2 separate regions of the Homo sapiens genome follow, and region 2 is linked to region 1. The links are chromatin loops, found by intact Hi-C in ENCODE. Cell type or tissue: thyroid gland. All regions are shown on one strand. Links, peaks and the distances in the headings refer to the core of each region. The heading gives the core; the rest is flanking DNA. Region 1 has its middle 160 kb from the start of LINC02815. Region 2 has its middle 96 kb from the start of RHOU.

Region 1 (8,974 bases), core at 3,497-5,996:
TTTCTTTTGTTGTTTGTGCTTTTGGTGCTATATGTAACAAACCATTGCCTAAATCAAGATCGTACAGATTCTGTTTTTTTTCCAAAGGGTTTCATGACGTTAGCTCTTACCTTTATGTCTGTGACTATTCTGAGTTAATTTCTGTGTATGGCGTGAGGTAGAGGGTCCAACTTTACTTTTTTATTTGTGGACATCACTGTTTATTTGTGTCCACCACTGTTTGTTCAAGAGTCTATTTTTCCCCCATTCAGTTGTCTTGGCACCCTTCTGAAAAATCAATTGACCATAAATAAAGGGTTTATTTCTGGACACTCGATTACATTTCATTGATCTATGTTTTCCTTATGTCAGTACCATATGGTCTGATTACTATAGCTTTATAATAAGTTTGAAAATCAGGAAGTGTGAAAACTTCAAGTTTGTTCTTTTCCTAGATTGTTTTGGCTATTCTGGGTCCCTAGCATTTTCACATGAATTTTAGGATCAGCTTGTTAATAATTTCTGAAAAAGAGCTGGTTAGAATTTTGGTAAAGATTGTGTTAGATCTATAGATCAGTTTGGAGAGAATTGTCATCTCAATAATATTGTCTTCCTATCCATGGCCTTGGGAAATCTTTCTATTTATTTAGTTAGGCCTTTCATTTATTTCAACAATGTTTTGTAGTCATCAGTGTATAAGTCTTGTATTTTTTGGTTAAGTTTATTCTAAGAAATGTGTCCCTTTTGATACTACTATAAATGAAATTGTTTTTAATTTCATTTTTTTAAATTGATAAGTAGTAATTACATATATTTATGGAGTATGATGTAAAGTTTTGATATATTTGGACATTGCGGAATGATTAAATCAAGCTAATTAACATACCTAACATCTCACATACTTACCATTTTTTTGTGATGAGAACATTTACAATTTACTTTCTTAGCAATTTGAAATATACATTATTATTAACTATAGTCACCGTGCTGTGCAATATATCTAAAAACTTATTTCTCCTATTTAAGTGAAACTTTCTACCTTTTAACCAATGTCTCCCCCAGGAAGCCAGCTTCTGGTAACCATCATTCTACTCTCTATTTCTATAAGTTCGACTTTTTGTTTTTAGATTCCACATATAAGTGAGAATATGCAGTATTTATCCTTCTGCGCCTAGCTTATTTCACTTAACATAATGTCCTCCACATTCATCCATGTGGCCACAAATGAAAGAATTTCCTTCTTTTTAAAGGATGAATAATGCTCCATTGTGTTTGTATGCTGCGTTTTCTTTGTCCATTCATTTGTTGATGAACACTTAGGTTGATTTCATATCTTGGCTATTGTGAGTAATGCTGCAGTGAATATGGGGGTGCACATAACTCTTTGATATGCTGATTTCAATTCCTTTGGGCGTATACCCAGAAGTGGGATTGCTGGATCATATGGTAGTTCTATTTTTAGTTTTTTGAGAAATCTCCATACGGTCTTCCATAATGTCTGTACTAATTTACATTCCCAACAACAGTGTGCGAGGGATCCCTTTTTTCCACATTCTCACCAACAGTTTATCTTTCGTCTTTTTATAATGGCCATCACAGTATATTGTGCCACTGCTGACGTTTCTGTTCAGTTACCTTATTGGTCAGCTAATGATTTGCCAGAAATTTCTTTAAATGCTTTGAGCCAGTAGATCTTCCACCCTTTGCCAAGGGGCCCCGGGTGTGCTGGGGCATCTCTTCAATGCTCAGTTTACAACCCTGCTTTAACCTTTACTTCTTGTTTGTGCAGAGCCTTATGGTTAGCCAGAGATTGGGTGAGCTGAGAGACTGGGACCTTCTTGGGTCTTTTCTGGGCTTGTGCACAACCCTGCACACATGCATAGATAGCCTTTTAGATCCCTGGGAATATGTCAGAGCTTTTCAAAGCCCCACAGGGAAACATCATTCCCCAGCTATTCCTGTTACATTTTTGGCCAGACTCTTGATTGTCCCACCTGACAGTGCAGCCTCAGGCAGCTGCAGTGATACACAATTGCTGCTGATGGTTTTTGACCAATCCCCTGGGTATAGAGTTTTTCTTCAGAGTGAACTCTGTTAGGCCAAATTTCAACAATGCCTGGTAAATGGGACTTCTCCAGAAGTCGGAAGGACAGCTAAATAATGACAATGCTTTGCAGATGGGACATTTTGAGGAGCTTCAAACCCAGTCTATTTCCTCTGGTGGCTGCAAAGTTGCTGGTTTTTACCATTCCTGTGGTTGTGAGGCTGCTAGTTATCATGGCTAACAGGGGCTGGGTAGAATGGGATGGGAATAGGCCAAGTTCAAGTGTCACAAACCTTTCTGCTCTTACCAAGGTTCAACAGTTTTTCCTGAATAAACGCCCTCAGATTGTTGCCAGCCTTTGGTTAATTTCCAGAGTTCTGAAACAGTTTATTTTGACCATTTCCTAGTGTTTCTGTTATTTTAATGGGAGAGTAGGCTTATGGAGGGCCTCACTCTGCCATTCTGTAACTCCTGCACCTCTTCCATTCTTAAACAGGACCATTCCTATTTGGTTGCATTGGAAAACTATATCAAAACAACATTTTCTCTCCAAAGTCATTTTGGCAAAACCTCTGACCAACCAGAGATATGGGTGAAGAATATTCCATGGTCAAATAAATTCAGAAACTATCCTTTGCTCTACCTTATTCTTGGAGAGTCCCAGTGCATGTTAGCATTCGAGAGTGGGAGAGGTCCTGCTGTAAAGAATCCATTTAGTTCTGCTTACCAAAGGTTTCCTAAACATATTTGCCTGTATAACTGTCTTGTTTTACTTTGTTTCATTTGCTTAACACGTCTTAATTAGTGCTTCTCAGAGTCTGCTAAACTAACCTTAAAGGTGAACTCCGGGCCAAGTGTTTGGCCCACTTTTCAGAACTAACACCTCAGGAGTCGGGTATCTGATGAGAATTGTCAGGGTCCCCATGAAATACAGCTGTAGTACTTTTGCCTTTATTTCTATTTTCTTTATACTTCATCTGATGTCTAAAGAGGTGACTATGTTTTTTTCAGGTTTGGAGATGTGAGTCCAGCTAATTTACTTGTTTCAGCTCCATTGTGAATATGCTGTGTGATCTAAGAAAGTTGCTTTATCTATTGTGGTTTTCTTTCCTTTCGCCAAAGAAAGGATCTGCGAACTCATCTCCTGGAATAAGGAAGTGCAAAAAACTTTGCGGTGCAACGTATGGGTTTCATCTTCTTCAGGCCCCTCAATCAATAATGGATTCTAAGAAACCACGCAGACTTGGAACGCCACAGAATCAGTGATCCCAGTCATATGCATGCACATGCATACATGCACACACACGCGTGTATACAACACCCAGTGGGTGTGGTGAGCCCAGCAGGGCTGGGGTGGCAGGAGTCCCCAGCAGGTTGCCTCCATCTGAGAGCAGCCTTGTCCCTTTGCGACAGGGGTGGTGCAGAGATAATTCTTTCCTCTGACGGCCTTGACCTGAGTAAGCCTGGGCAGCCCTGGCCTGGGAGGCTTGCGAGCATCCCCACCGTCACTGGTGAAGGGCTCTGGGATAGAGAGTCAGGAAATTGGTTCTTGTTCTGCCTTTGTCACTCTTCTGGAAAAGTCACCTCACTTTCCTGGGTCTTCGTCATAGACCCAGGAAATGAAGACATTGAACGTTATGACTGCCACAGTCCTTGCCAGCTCCGGAGTTCCTTGAATTTTATGATACAGGATGTCTTCCTAGTGCAAGAGGTCCCAGTGTCATGCATGGCCGTGGTCCCATCAAGGGCCTCCTAACTTCCCCCAGCTCTTGTCAGGCCTGCACAGGGCAGGCTTCCAGAAAACAGCCTCCTTTCTGGCTTCTGTCAGCACAGCAGTTGTGAACTTCCTGCCATGTGGCTCATAGCTTCAATGTCTGGGCCAAATGTGGAGAAAGGGCAAGCAGAGAAGGCCTGCAAGGAGGAAGCTGAGGGACTGGCACTGGCTCCCACTTCCTTCTTATCTGTGGGTGAGGCACAGAAAGCCCCCGGCCCTCCCCTGCCAGGGTGCGGTGTGTGGGCCCCTGATCGGCAAGGCCTCCACATCACTACCACCTTACCACCTTGGCCTCCACGTGTTTCAGAGCCGGCTCCCTTCCCATGGCCTTTCCACTCCACCCCACCCCACCCCCAGCTCTGACATCAAAGCAGTGGGCTCTGGAGCTCTGAGGATGTCCCAGGCTGTTCACACAGAGGCCATTCCACATTTTACAGCTCTAATTGGTTTTGTAACTGCAGTGAGTTGATGAGAAACACACCCGCTCACACGTAGAAGACAGGGAGCACTACAAACTTTGCTTATTTTGCAAATGCAATGAAGCAAGACAGCAGTGTCACTGCCAACATCTGACTGATCAAGAGTGTCCATGGCATTTTTCCAGAGAGACAGCTGGGCCTGCGATGGCCTTGCAGGGCCCCAGATGCTCTGTGGGGTGCTCCAGTGTCCCTCCCTCACTTGTTTACCCGTGAATGCGCCACATCCTGCCTGGGGCTGGTCAGGTGAGGCTGGAGGACTTCATGGCGGCAGGCTCAGCCTGATAATCCCAGGCCAGCGGGTGGTGCTAGGGTCAGGCTGCACATGGACAGGAGGATGAGAGGGCATGGGCAGTCACCGCAGATGGGGCCAGCTTGGGCCTGGCACACTGCAGGTGTTCAGTTGAGACTGGTTAAAAAGTCCTCTTGCTAGAGCTCCTGACTCTTCTTGGTGCTAACAGGCACCTCCGGCTTGTCCTGTCCATAACCCACGCTTGTTTTCTGCGCCAGCCCACCCTAACCTCCTCCATCTTTCCATTTCAGTGAATGGCACCACCCCCTACCAGAGCTGAGAGAAAAGCCTACCAGCTCCCCATCTCTGGGGACATCAGAACAGTGGCGTCCATGCTATCAGCACCTCCTCCTGCAGCCGCCAAAGAGTCTCCTCATTTTCCCTTTCGTCCCTGCAGTCTGTTCTCCAAAAACAGCAGGAGCAAGCTTTCACAAATGGGAGTCAGGTTATGCAGCTTTCCTGCCTAAAATCCTCGGCTGGCTTCCCATGGCTCTTGAATAAAATCTCAGCTCCTCGCCACAGTCTAAAGGCCCTGACTTCCTACCTAACTTCTTTCATTTTTGCCGTGAGTCCGTTTGATCCAGCCTGTGGGACTGCTGTCTGTCCTCAAGGGCATGAACACGGTGCTGCTGAAGGACTTTTGCATGTACTCTTTGTCTGCCTAGAATGCTCTGCCCTCCGTGTTTTCAAGACCCGCCTGTCCTCCTCCCTTCCTCGGAGGAGTCCCTTACCACCCAATGGGAGGGCATCACTCCATCTCATCCGTGCTGCCAAATACTTCCCATTCTACTATTTGCAACCATTACCATCCAACATTTAGATAACCATTTTTATAGTTTTTGTTGTTGATTTGTTTATAATTAACCTCCCCTACAAGAATGAAAGCTTCTAGGTTGTCTTGTTGGCCACAGTGCCTAGAACAATGCCTGGCACCCATCAGTGCTTAACACGTGTTGACTGAATGGAGCTGGGCCTGTTCCACTTTCATAAGTCACCCCAGTAGGAATTCCAACCATGTGGAGAGTAATGACTCCATCCCAGGGTTCACAGAGACCATGGCGGGTTGAAGTGGGTCACTTCGGACTTCAGCAGAAACTCGACAGCTCCCTGTGAGCATGCCTGTGGCCACACTGGTGAGGCTCCACCCTCACTATGGACCAGCAGCACATGAGGGGCCAGCCGAGGTCACCAGGCCCTCCCTCCTCTCCTGCCAGCTGAGCCTCCCTGCATGTGGGTGGGACCATGAGGGATGTTTGCGAGTAGAGAAAAGGAAGAGGCAAGATGAAGACTAGCTCAGAAATGTGACTGTTTTCTTTTTGTTTACCTCTATTTTCTGATAATTATATAGTGATCATGTATGTCTTTCATAATTAAAAAATCATTGTAAAAAATTATTCTAGTAGATTAATAGTATCAGAAGAGACAGAGAGCTAGAAATAACAATTTACCTTTAAAATATCTTGAAAATGGACTGCAACCATGTGCAATGATCCAACCCTCTAGCTCAGGAGTCGGCCGCCCACAGCCCACCACCTGTTTTGTAAATAAAATTGTATTGGAACACAGCCATGCTCATCCTATAGATGCCTTCTAACTCTATCACGTTAGAGTTGACTTGTTGCGACAAAGACCCCGAGGCCTGCAACAGCCTGAAATGTAGACCACCTGGCTCTTTGCAGGAAAAGCTTGCTGGCTCCTGCCCTAGAGAGTACCCTGCTCTCCGCGTTTACCGGGGTGCGGGGGAGGTCCCTCCACAATGCCAGCACAGGCAGCCTGCAGCTCCTGCTGTGTCCTCTGCCCGTTTGGTGTATCTGTGTGTCTCTCTGCTGAAGGTCAGAAACTAGATTCATCTTTATATTTTTATAAGGCCTGGCACATTTTTTACCTTAAATGAGTCCATATTATGAAAATATTTCTGTTCTGCTTGAGTAAGGAAGTCTCAGCTGATGTCCCACCCTCCAACAGTCATGCGTGGCCACAGAGTTGGGGATCCTCCCGCTGAGTGCTGCACAGAGACCCCCATAGCTGCCTCTTTTGCAACTCCTCACTGTCTGGTGGCAGGGGCACCCTGTCTCTGAAAGCTCTTGGCCACACGGGACGGCTGGAGGTTGCCCCTCCACAGCACCCCTCCCTGACCCTGCTCAAGACTGCCCTGGAAAGGCCTCTTCAGAGCCAGGTAGCACCCCCCAGGAACAGGAGACAGTAAATACCCACCAGTCAGGATAAGCCAGGGTAGGGGTGGGCAGTCTGGATTAGGATTTGCATTTTTAAAGAAATTTCATTTTGTTCCTTTCACACAAAAGCACCTGGCCTTATGCTTATGAAACATTGCTGAGAAAGCACCATGCTGAGCATGAAATGAAAAGCATAAATTCATTTGTAATTTGCAGCCAGCATCAATGGCACAAAACAGGCAGCCTGGTCCAGTGTGTTTAATTGGCCCCCTGTCAGATGTGTATATCATGAAGTAGCTTTTAACACTCTCTTTGTATGTAACATAAGGGCAAATAACAGCAGAGCGTAGCTTCCTGATAAACCAAAGGATCACAATTCCAGGCTAGCAGAATTTAATTAGGGAGGATATGAATGCAGCAATAGACCCAATAATTCATCTACTATGAGAAGGTGATGTGTGTCAAAGCTGGCCTCCGGAAGATACGAGTGTGTGTGTGCGCACGCACACGAATGATATGTCTGTGTTCGTGTGTGTGTGTGTGTGCACATGTGCCTGCGCCTGTGTGTGTGTATGCGTGTGGGGGGGGGTGGGGGGGGAGTGAGAGAGTCCAGCATTTTTCGACAAGGGAAGGAACTAACTGAGGTTGCCTGTGAACATCTGTCATCTTTACTCTTCACACTAGAGAAATGGGCATTTGACTTAAGACTGGCTGTTCCTCTTGAGCTGGGTGTGAAAGGGACAGAGCCTTCCTTTTCTTAGCAAAAGGTAGTAGGTTCACATTAAAATCATTTCCCAGAGAGCTAATGGTCCTCTCAGGTTAACGACTCAAGGCAAATTAACTCGTCTGGTCACTACTCCGTAGGGGACACAGGGTAGGGGATGTCTCATCTCTAGAGCTTAATTAAAGAACTGCAGGTGTCCTGGTCAGCTGGTGGTCACGTAGGCTTGACTAATGGTAATATTTTGTTCATTAAACTTCTGGAAGGAGACATAAGCACGATCCCTCACAATCCCTCAATCCCAAAATAAGCAGACCAGCGTTTACCATGTTCTCCACAAGTCTGATTCTTGGGGAGCTGCCAACTCTGGGCAAAAGCTCAACTTTGCTGGCTGGAGGTGCACAGCATGGCTTAGTAACAGAGCAGACGTCTGCCTGTCTGCCCTGCAGGACTCTTGGGGGTCTCTGCCCACTGCGCTCTCAGTGTCACAGGAGCGGGCAGTGCAGTGAGATGGGCCTCCCCATTCCACTCTTTTGGGAAAAGGCTTACCCCAGGCCTTGGGTAAGAAGCACGAACAATAAGATCTGCATTCGCTCTGTTTCTGTTCCTCTTCCTCTTTCCACCCCTCAGATTTGCAGGTCTCCAGGATGATTCTCAGACTGAGCTCCTAGGAAGCAGTTTAGACACAGGTTCCATCCGGACTCAGGATGGCTGAGCTGGGCCTGCGATCTGCGCTTTCATAGGGCGATGCTCAAGCGGGTGATCCACAGATCACACTGTGATGGCACTGCCTGATGCACAGACAGTCCTAAGAGCCCTCTGGGGTCTCCCCACGCGCCCATGTGCCGCCTGTCCTAGGGCACAACGGCCACCTGGCTGCCGGGCCTGGTAAAGCCTCCTCCGAGCTCCCGCACCATGTTCATGCTTCTCCTCATCACATTTCCCATCCGATATGCCTACTGCCTGACAGATCCCGTGACATTGCTTTAGAAACATTTTCTTTTAATTTTCACAACATATCCCACAAGATAGTTTTATCCTGATTTTCCCAAAGGGGGAACTATGACTCCAAGGTAAAGCAGCATGCCCAAGTTCAAACAGCTGCCAAGTGCAAGAGCTGAGTCTCAAGCTGTGACCCCCAAGATCCCTGCCCTCCACAGGGCAAAGTGGGAGCCTTCTGCATGTCTCTCCAGGCTCTGGGTCTGGCGGGACTTGTGCCTCCAGACTCAGCTCCCGCTGGGTGCACCAGCCTCCTGCACTTCCCCACTCTTATGAGCCATATTATGTCCCCCAGTAATTTATAGGCTGGAGTCCTAACCCCACATACCTCATAATTGGACTGTACTTGGAGACAGAGTCTTTAAGGAAATTCAGTTAAAATGAGGTAATGAGGGTGGGCCCTAGACTAATATGACCAGTGTCCTTATAAGAAGAGGAGATGAGGACACGGACATGCACAGAGGGAAGACCATGTGAGGACTCAGCAAGATGGCAGAGTGCTGTCTCCCTACAAG
Region 2 (8,974 bases), core at 4,283-6,782, 160 kb after region 1:
TCCCAGGGTAGGAAACTGTAGGCAGGCTTGTTGCAGCAGTGTGGGAAAGAAACAGGGGTGAGCCACGCGGAAGGACTTACCCATGCAGAACATCAGCGCCCATTCACACATCTGTCCCTTTAACAAATGTGTATTGCCTGTTCTGACACTGACATGAGCATTCATTCATGCTGACAAATCTGGCTAATTATGATAGGCAATCAGCAACCAAGCAATGATACAGTCAGAGTAGCATTGGAAGAAGAGATTTTTGAGATGACATGAGGAAAGGCTTAGAGGATAAGAGAGGCTGGAAATGAAAACTCAGAAAATAACAAGACTTGAGTGGGTTTTATTTAGAAAAAATATTAATGACACAAAACTTACAGAATTTTGGCCTCATTGTTTTGTGGTCTTTTTAATCAGCTTAACATGTTAGAAATAGACACATAACATGCTACAAGAAAATAGAGAGGACCCGGGCTTGGTGGCAGGAGCCTATAGTCCCAGCTACTTGGGAGGCTGAGGTGGGGGATCGCTTGAGCCCAGGAGTTCAAGGCTGTAGTGTGAGATGATCATGCCTCTGAGCAGCCACTATACTTCAGCCTGGGCAACATAGTAAGACCCCATCTCTTAAAAGAAAAAAACAGAGCGTGAGGTAGGTATTCACTAATATTAGTTTATGAAAGGCATAATTTTTTCCAGCAAATTCAGTAAAACCTGGAGACCATAACCTGGGATATTACCCAAAATGGTCATAGATCCCGCACGCTGTCCAACCACCTACCAACTCCACCCTACAGTCTTCATAACAAGTGATATGGTTTGGATGTTTTGTCCTCTCCAAATCTCATGCGAAATGTGACCTCTAATGTTAAAGGTGGGCCTAGTGGGAGGTGTTTAGGTCATGGAAGTAGACCCCTCATTACTGTCTTGGTGCTATCCTCATAGTACTTAATGAGTTATCACTGTATGGGCTCTCGCAAGATCTAGTTGTTTAGAAGATCCTGACACCTCCTCCCTCTCTTTCTTGCTCCTTCTCTCACTATGTGACATTCCCTTGCCTTCCACCATGATGGGAAGCTTCCTGACACCTCACCAGAAGCTGAGCAGATGCTGGTGCCATGCTTGTACAGCCTGCAGAACCATGAGCCAAAGAAACCTCTCTTCTGTATAAATTTCCCAGCTTCAGGTATTCCTTTATAGCAAAGCAGAATGAACTAAGATAATACGGTAAAAGCGAAATGAAACAGAGACAATAGCTACTGGCTGAAGGAAGAGTCAACTGTCATGTTTGAAGCGTGGATCAAGCCTTCAGAATAACCACGTGGCCCATATTTCATGGCACTGTCTTAAAGTACATGACCATACTCCCAGAAGCTCCCACCAGCTGGCTTCTCACAGCTTTCCTTCACTGTGGCTGTGCTTACCTTCTGGTCTGCCCAGCTCCAGTCTATCAAAGACTCCATAGGCACAGACAGCACGGTCAGGGCTGAGTGGCTGCCACACCTTGACCAAGCCCGCAGCACCAACTTCTGACCCAAGGAGTGTCCCCTGAGCCTGCTCACGTTATGTGGCAGCCTTTTGTCTACCTAAAGATATTTCTTCAAACACTCTCTGGCAAAGATTCACTCAGGAAAGGCAGCTGCCTCTCACCCCGTCAGCTGCTATGTTCTGAAACACATTGGCCAAGAAGCACTATATGTGAAAATGCCTCGCAGGGCTCCATGAGCTTACGAGCTGCAGGGAAATAAAACAATATTTTAACAGGCTTTCCAACCAACAGGGATCCTGGGACTCTTATATTAGGATCCATGACTAATCCTGTCAAAACTAACACTGGCTAGAACAATATTTAGCCAGGAAAATTGCTGAAAGCTGCCAGTGTGTGGTCCTCCGTTTAAGGACTCATCAGGTTATTATGTTGGGCTGGGGTTTGGGGAGGAGAGGGCATTTCAGAGAAAGTTTTACCTTACATGGAACAATTCCTGATGTATCCCAAGAAAAATCCCATTACTGTATGGACAACAGCCCAGAGCCAGGCTGAACATTTGCAGGGGTCTTTCAGGCTTTCTCTTTGGAGAGGGCAAACTGAGGTTTCCCCAAATGACACGTTAGTTTTGTTCTTACAGCCTTGGGGTTAGCAAATTCTATGTCATGTGCCAAGATTCTGAGCCTTCTCCCCGAACCTGAGAAGGGAGGCAGGGAGGGCAGTGGCCGTGGCTCCTCCCAGTGAAGGAGGAGGGAGTAAAATCCTCCGTGAGCTCCCAGAACTGATGCCGGCTCTCCAAACGCGATGGAGAGTGGGACAGCACCGTACAGGAGCTGAAGGCAGTCAGATGTAAACTCTGTCAGGCTGCAGCAGCCTCAGCCCTCCTTTGGGCTGTTTGTGTCTCTGCATCATGTCTTCTTGTACTCAAACACATACATGTGTATGCACATGCTCACACAAACGTGTGTTACACATGGGCTCACATAGGCACACCGTTGTACACACACGTATGCAAAAACACACGTACATATACACTCATGCAAGCAAACACACACTCTGATGCCACAGGCACCTGTGTTCTCATATTTTACATCTTTTCATACTCTGAATACATGCATACAGACACACATGTACACACAAGATCACACAGCACACACACTTCTGTTTACACATATGTTTACATAAGTACACACATACCCTTGGTAGGGGAAATGGCAGAGATGGGCATGAGCGCACAGAGCTGAGCAGAGAGAGGCAGAGCACCTGGTTGTGTCTACAAAGGCAATCTGCACAGGCGGCCCAAGTCGAGGATCTAGGTCAGGTAACGTTCATGGAATCCCAGCTCCACTATGGGCCAGCTCAGTATTGTTGGGTTAGTAACTTAATCTGAGGTCCGGTTTCTTTTTCTCTAAAGTGAAAATGACACTATCTACTCATAGGATTTTGTTTTTCCTGGGGGATTAAATGAAATGGTATATGTTGGAGCTCTTTGTAGATTGCATTGCCATGAAAATCACAGAGGAGCCAAGGAAAAGGAAAGACATGCATCCCTATTTACCCCTATCAGAAGATCCTTGCAGATTTTGAACCAAGGATAAAAAGTTAATGAAAGCCCTACAATCAAAGGACATAGCTCTATCTAAAGCTCAGAACCACCCCATCTGTTTGCATGCTATTGTTAATCTTTGTACATCACCTGGTGAGGGAAGATGTGCCTTCACGGGTGTGAGACCTCGAACTGATTGGAAATGACCGTCCATTATATAACAACACAGAGTTACAAAACATACAAAAACATGCAGTCTTTATTTGAAATTTTGGTGCTGTGTTCATCATGGATTATTTTTTTTTAAACAGGGTCTTGCTGCTCTCTCACCCAGGCTGGAGTACATAGGTGTCATCAGCGTTTACTGCAGCCTTAACCTCCCTGGCTCAAGTGATCCTCCCACCTCAGCCCCCCAAGTAGCTGGGACTACAGGCACATGCCACCACGCCTGGCTAGTTTTTGTATTTTTTGTGGAGATGGGGTTTCTCCATGTTGCCCAGGCTAGTCTCAAACTCTTAGGCTCAAGTGATCTTCCCACCTCCATCTCCCAAAGTTCTGGGAATACAGGCAAGAGCTACCATGTCTGGCTCATCATGGATTTGTTAAATTATTTGTACAAAAATAATTTTATTTTTAAAACATATTGAATTAAGATATTATTTATCTCGATTACTAAGTTCTTTGGTGCCCCCTTAAATTTTGCCCGGGAACCCCAGTACCTCTTCGCTTCCCCCAGCTTCAGGCCTGGTGAACTGCAGGTGCGTGTTACTCATCATCCTCGTGTTTGACTTCAGTACATCTTCTGGGCAGCCAAGTCACTCTATCTTTGCTCCCTATCTGCCCTATCTATAAAACAAAAAACTATTGCAAAGAGTATAAAAGAAATTAGAAAGCAGGTCCTTGGTGTCTAGGACCTTACAATTTGATTGAAAAGCCAACCTGATTCAAGCCACTGAGCTGCACAAGATGGTGCAGTACAAACTATTCTTGTACACTTTTGTAGGAATCAAGACTAGAAGGAAGAATTCTGGGTGCCACAGTCCCTCTCTAACAGGTTGATCAAATTGAACGTTAAATGAAATACACATTTGGATTAGCACAAAAAAATGGAGAGACATTTTCAACAGAGGAACATTGCACGGCTGAGATGGTTTGTGCCTCCTTTCCTCCGGCTCTGGGGCAGATTTCAGTTCTAAATAACGCTGGGTACACAAAAGCGATGGCGGTCAGAGTTCTTGCTCTAGAAAGAAGGGTTCAAATACCCTCAGTTGCTCATGAAACCTCACAGCAACTGGCAATATTTTTTTTGGGGCCATTTTGGCCATTTCAGCAACAGACCTTAAAAATGGATCTTGATTTTATGTGTTTTTTTTTTTTTTTTTTTTACCACAATCATAAAAGAAAGGTAGAGGGAGACAAGGAGGATGAGAGGGATCTTTCTGGTCACAGTTATAGCTAAAGGAGCCCAGGAGATGCGACAACTCCACATAGCGAGGTATTCTAGATGAAGACTGGAACATGGTAAGGACCCGAGGTAAAAACTAAGGGAATCTGAAAATAGACTTTAGTTAATAATAATGTATCAATCTGGGCTCATTAGTACTCTACTGATGAAGGATGTTAATAGGGTTAACTGTAAGGAGGTACATGGAGACTTTGTAACTTTTCTGTAAATCTAAAACTATTCTAAAATTAGAAGTTTATTAAAACAAACAAAAAGGTTTTGGTGGCTCAGTAAGATTAGAATCAGGAAGAGGGATAAAAATGTGTCCTACAGGTACCAAAGGTCACAGTAACTTGGGCTAAAGGCTCTTTTCCAAACCTCCCCAGAGGAGGACACGTGTGGGGGCATGATGAGGCGGCCCGGACAACAATGAACGCTTGGAGAAGGAGTCCAGTAAAACCTCAGGTAATTAACCACAGCTAGGGTGTTCTGAGCTGAAAATGACTCATACAGAAATCTCCCAGACCAAAGCACAGGATGTCATAGGCAAAGCAGAGTTCCTGCTGCCCCAGCAAAGGCCTGCGAGCTCCCAGGGCTGGCCCTGGAGGCTCCGGGATCGCCTGGACTCAGTTTACCCCCTGCCTCCTTGGCCCAGTCCCAAAGTAGAAGAGCATAGGGCTGATAAGCCTCAAAATGGAATTAAAATGAGGAGTAATTAGAGTAACAGCATAGCTCAGGGCACATGGAAATTCTACAGAAGCATGGTCCCATCCCAGCCTCTGGGGCCCCACTGTGTTTATTTAAGTTTCTTTATTTGGAAAACCATGGCAAGTCAGGGGCCCTCAAGCACTTAGATGAAAACACAGAATGTCATACTAAAAGCACAACCTGTGTGTTGATGTGCACACACACAGATGCATGCCCACACTCATGCACACACATATTGCCAGGCCTAGCGTGCACAAGCCGACAGTTCTGGACACGCAGAGAAAGGCCCACCAGCACCAGTCCTCTGCTCCTGCACCCCGCAGAGGGAACCTGCGCTGTGCGCGCCACTCACAGGCTTCCCCTACAGGGCACACCACTGCACACCACGTGTGTTTGCCTTTGGTTTCTCAGAACCCCGAAGAAAGTGCAGAGCTAGTCAGCTGAAGTCTGTGTTTATTCTTTCCATCTGATTGGGAAGTTTCCTGAGTACCCCATGCGAAACAGTGCTCCCTGGAAAGCAGTCAGAGCCCAGGAGCCAGAGCACAGAACCCCACCATCCAGGGAGGCAGCCCGCAAACAATCGCAGCCAACAGGCCCATGTGATTTCACAGCAGCCAGATGGAGACAAACCACTCAACTCGGCAAAGAGCCCAGCAGGCTGCCCGCCTGCAACCTACTGGGCAAGGCACAAACAGCCAGGTGAGGTGTTCTGAGCCCCAGCACTCTAGGGGCTGGTTGGTCAAGACCCACAGAACCAGAATGACAGGCCCCTGGCCCACTTCCCACAGGCCCTGCATCATCACCTCAGGGACACAGTCCAGAGGAATTGGTGTTGGCAACTCACTTCAGCACCTTGCCTCCCTCCAACTCCAGTTCTCTCTTCTCCAACGCTAACTGAAGCGTTTCACTTTGGACTCCCTGAAATGTCTTTCATCCCACCCTTATTCCACCTTCTGAAGCTACCAAATAGTGAATTTATTCTGTGCACTGCATGAGGGCTCCTTGTAGGGTTTGATTTTCTCCAGAGTCTTCTTTTCTCCAGCCTGGCTTCACTTTCTGTGACCATTTTGTTTACCTCTTCTGGATGCCTTGATTTATCAACATCCCTTAAAACTAAAAATACTGTTTTTAAAGCACAGTTTGGAGTTTAGAAGGGGATCAATGTCAAGGAAATTTATCTATCCCATTGCTATGGTTTGGGTATTTGTCCCCTCCAAATCTCATGTTGAAATTTGATCCCCAATGTTGGAGGTGGGGCCTAATGGGAGGTGTTTGGGTCATGGGGGCGGATCCCTCGGGAATAGATTAATGCCCTCCCTTCAAGGCGAGTGAGTTCTCATTAGTTTCTGCGACAGCTGGTTGTTGGAAATAGCCTGGCACCTTCCTCCCCTCTGTCTTTCTTCCTGTCTGGCCATGTGATCTCTGCACACTCTGGCTCCTCTTCACCTTCTGCCATGAGTGGAAGCTCCCTGAGTCCTCACCAGAAGCAGATGCTCCTGTCATGCTTCTAGTACAGTCTGCAGAACTGAGGGCCAAATAAACCTCTTTACATATATATATATATATATATATATATATATATATATATATATATACACACACACACACATTATCCTGGCTCAGGTATTCCTTTATAGCAATACAAACGAATTAAGACACCTGTTCTGACTTTTCCTTTTTAAATACTATTTGATAACAAATAGGAATTTTAATTTCTAATTAACAATGAGAAAATTCAAGTCCATGACCTTCCTAATTCTATCATTCCTTCTGCATTTATTACCTGCATTCTTCTGTCAAGCAGAGCTTTCCTTTATCAACTGAAGTTATTTGGCTACCATAAAGTATATTTCCCATTGGAAGGGCAAGATTAACGATTATTATTCTTACACGACCTTCAGATAAGAAATTGATTATTTGCTGCAACAAATAGTGTGAATGGAGGACTTTCTTCTCTCTCCTTCTCTCAGTGATTAGTATATGATTGTTATAGATTCATAGATTTTCTCCATTTTAGAAATGGAGAAGTCATAAAGCTAGGAGAGATTTTCGTCTTTCTTCTTTTTCCTTTTTTTTTTTTTTCTTTGAGTTGGTGTCTCTCTCTGTTGCCCAGGCTGGAGTACTGTGGCCCGATCTCAGCTCACTACAACTTCTTCCTCTCAGGCTCAAGGAATTTTCGTGCCTCAAACTCCTGAAACAGCTAGGATTACAGGTGCACATGACCATGCCCAGCTAATTTTTTGTATTTTTATTTTTTATTTTTTGTGTAGAAGGGGTTTTGCCATGTTGGTCAGGCTGGTCTCAAAGTCCCGACCTCAAGTGATTTGCCTGCCTTGGCCTCCCAAAGTGCTGGGATTACAGGCATGAGCCACCACACCCAGCCAGTTTCCTCTTCCACTGTGATGTAGCTAATAAGTGGCAGAGCTGGGACTAGAACCCAGGCCGGTCTAACACCAAGACCAATCTCCTAACCATTATACTCTCCTGCTTCCTCGTAGCCTTTTTTTCTTTCTTTTTTTTTTTTTATCTTTAAGTTTCCAAATATTGAGTTTGAAAGTACAAGTTCTTGCAGTTCATTTGGTTAATCCTAGACCCAGATACCTAAGTTAATGTCCCCTTTGTGGAGTATTGCCTATTCTGGGATTTCATTTACTCTTAATCATCATTCTATTCTTCCCCATTTTCAAAATCATGCTCATTGATAGGGGAGAAAGAAGCAAAACAGAAACTGAGAGACTCTGGTTTTTTTTTTTGGTTAACATTGCATTTCTTTCCCAATCAGTAACCTACCCCTTTCTCATTCATCTTTTTTTTCTATGAACAGAGCTATATATGTCCCAAATACAATCCAGAGAACTAAAAGAACTTCCAGATAAGATACACATTCCCTTCTTCTCCCAAATAGTTCTCCACTGCAATCCCACCAGCAGCTTCACGGATTTACTCTAATCCAGAGTTCCTTCTCTCTTCTCAGTTCTACTTAATTTCTTTTGAAGTACCTAAACCTTTCCACATAGTATATATTTGTTTCATATAATAGCAAGTAATATTTTTTCTACTTCAAATTATCAACTTCTGTATCTGTTTATGCTGACTGTAAAGCAGACTATCTCCCAGTTCTAGGATAAGAAGAGAGGGGGGCTTGATATCTACATTTTTTGTTGTTGAAATAAAATCACAAATATGAGTCACTAGTAAATAAACAGTTAATCAACTCATGTATTTGTGGGTTAAATAAAATCATGTTGACTGGATATAAGTCAATTATTTAGAACATTAATATTAAACAATAGCTAACACCTTGTCTTCACGTACTATGTATGAGTTATCAAAATAAGTCCCTTGCAGGGCACGGTGGCTCACGCCTGTAATCCTAGCACTTTGGGAGGCTGAGGCGGGCGGACTGCCTGAGTTCAGGAGTTTGAGAACAGCCTGGAGAACACGGTGAAAGCCCGTCTCTATTAAAATACAAAAAATTAGCTGGGCATGGCAGTGTGAGCCTGTAGTCCCAGCTACTTGGGAGGCTGAGGCAGGAGAACTGCTCGAACCCAGGAGGCAGAGGTTGCAGTGAGCCGAGATCGTGCCACTGCACCCCACCCTGGCGACAGGGCAAGACTCTATCTCAAAAAAAAAAAAGTCCTTTACCTGAATTATCTCATTTTATTCTTACAGCAACCCTTTCAGATGAGTATTTTAACATCCCCACTTTAAAAGATGAGAAAACCAAGGCTTAGGAAGTCTAAAAAATGACCCACAGCTGGTAGGTAGCAGAGCCAGCATTCAAAACCAAGTCCCTTTGATTTCG

What was found. Peaks named below come from ENCODE experiments on the same cell type or tissue, not always from the same donor. Only the 100,000 strongest peaks of a DNase experiment are listed, where the experiment ranks them.
Region 2: a loop joins it to region 1, with 2.3 times the contacts of the local background. A loop is called at or near these places in 2 of 110 quality-filtered maps.

What each region holds. Positions count from the first base shown.
Region 1 is chr1:228,985,580-228,994,553 of GRCh38, reverse strand. No RefSeq gene overlaps it. Among named protein-coding and RNA genes, the nearest start is that of LINC02815, 160 kb to the left of the region's middle. RefSeq lists an enhancer at 4,245-4,995. In thyroid gland, for the core only: no CTCF peak of the experiment used is centred there; DNase peaks (open chromatin) are centred at 3,883 and 4,433; H3K27ac peaks cover 2,500 bases.
Region 2 is chr1:228,827,261-228,836,234 of GRCh38, reverse strand. No RefSeq gene overlaps it. Among named protein-coding and RNA genes, the nearest start is that of RHOU, 96 kb to the right of the region's middle. RefSeq lists a silencer at 4,989-5,038. In thyroid gland, for the core only: a CTCF peak has its summit at 5,807; a DNase peak (open chromatin) is centred at 5,864; H3K27ac peaks cover 2,113 bases.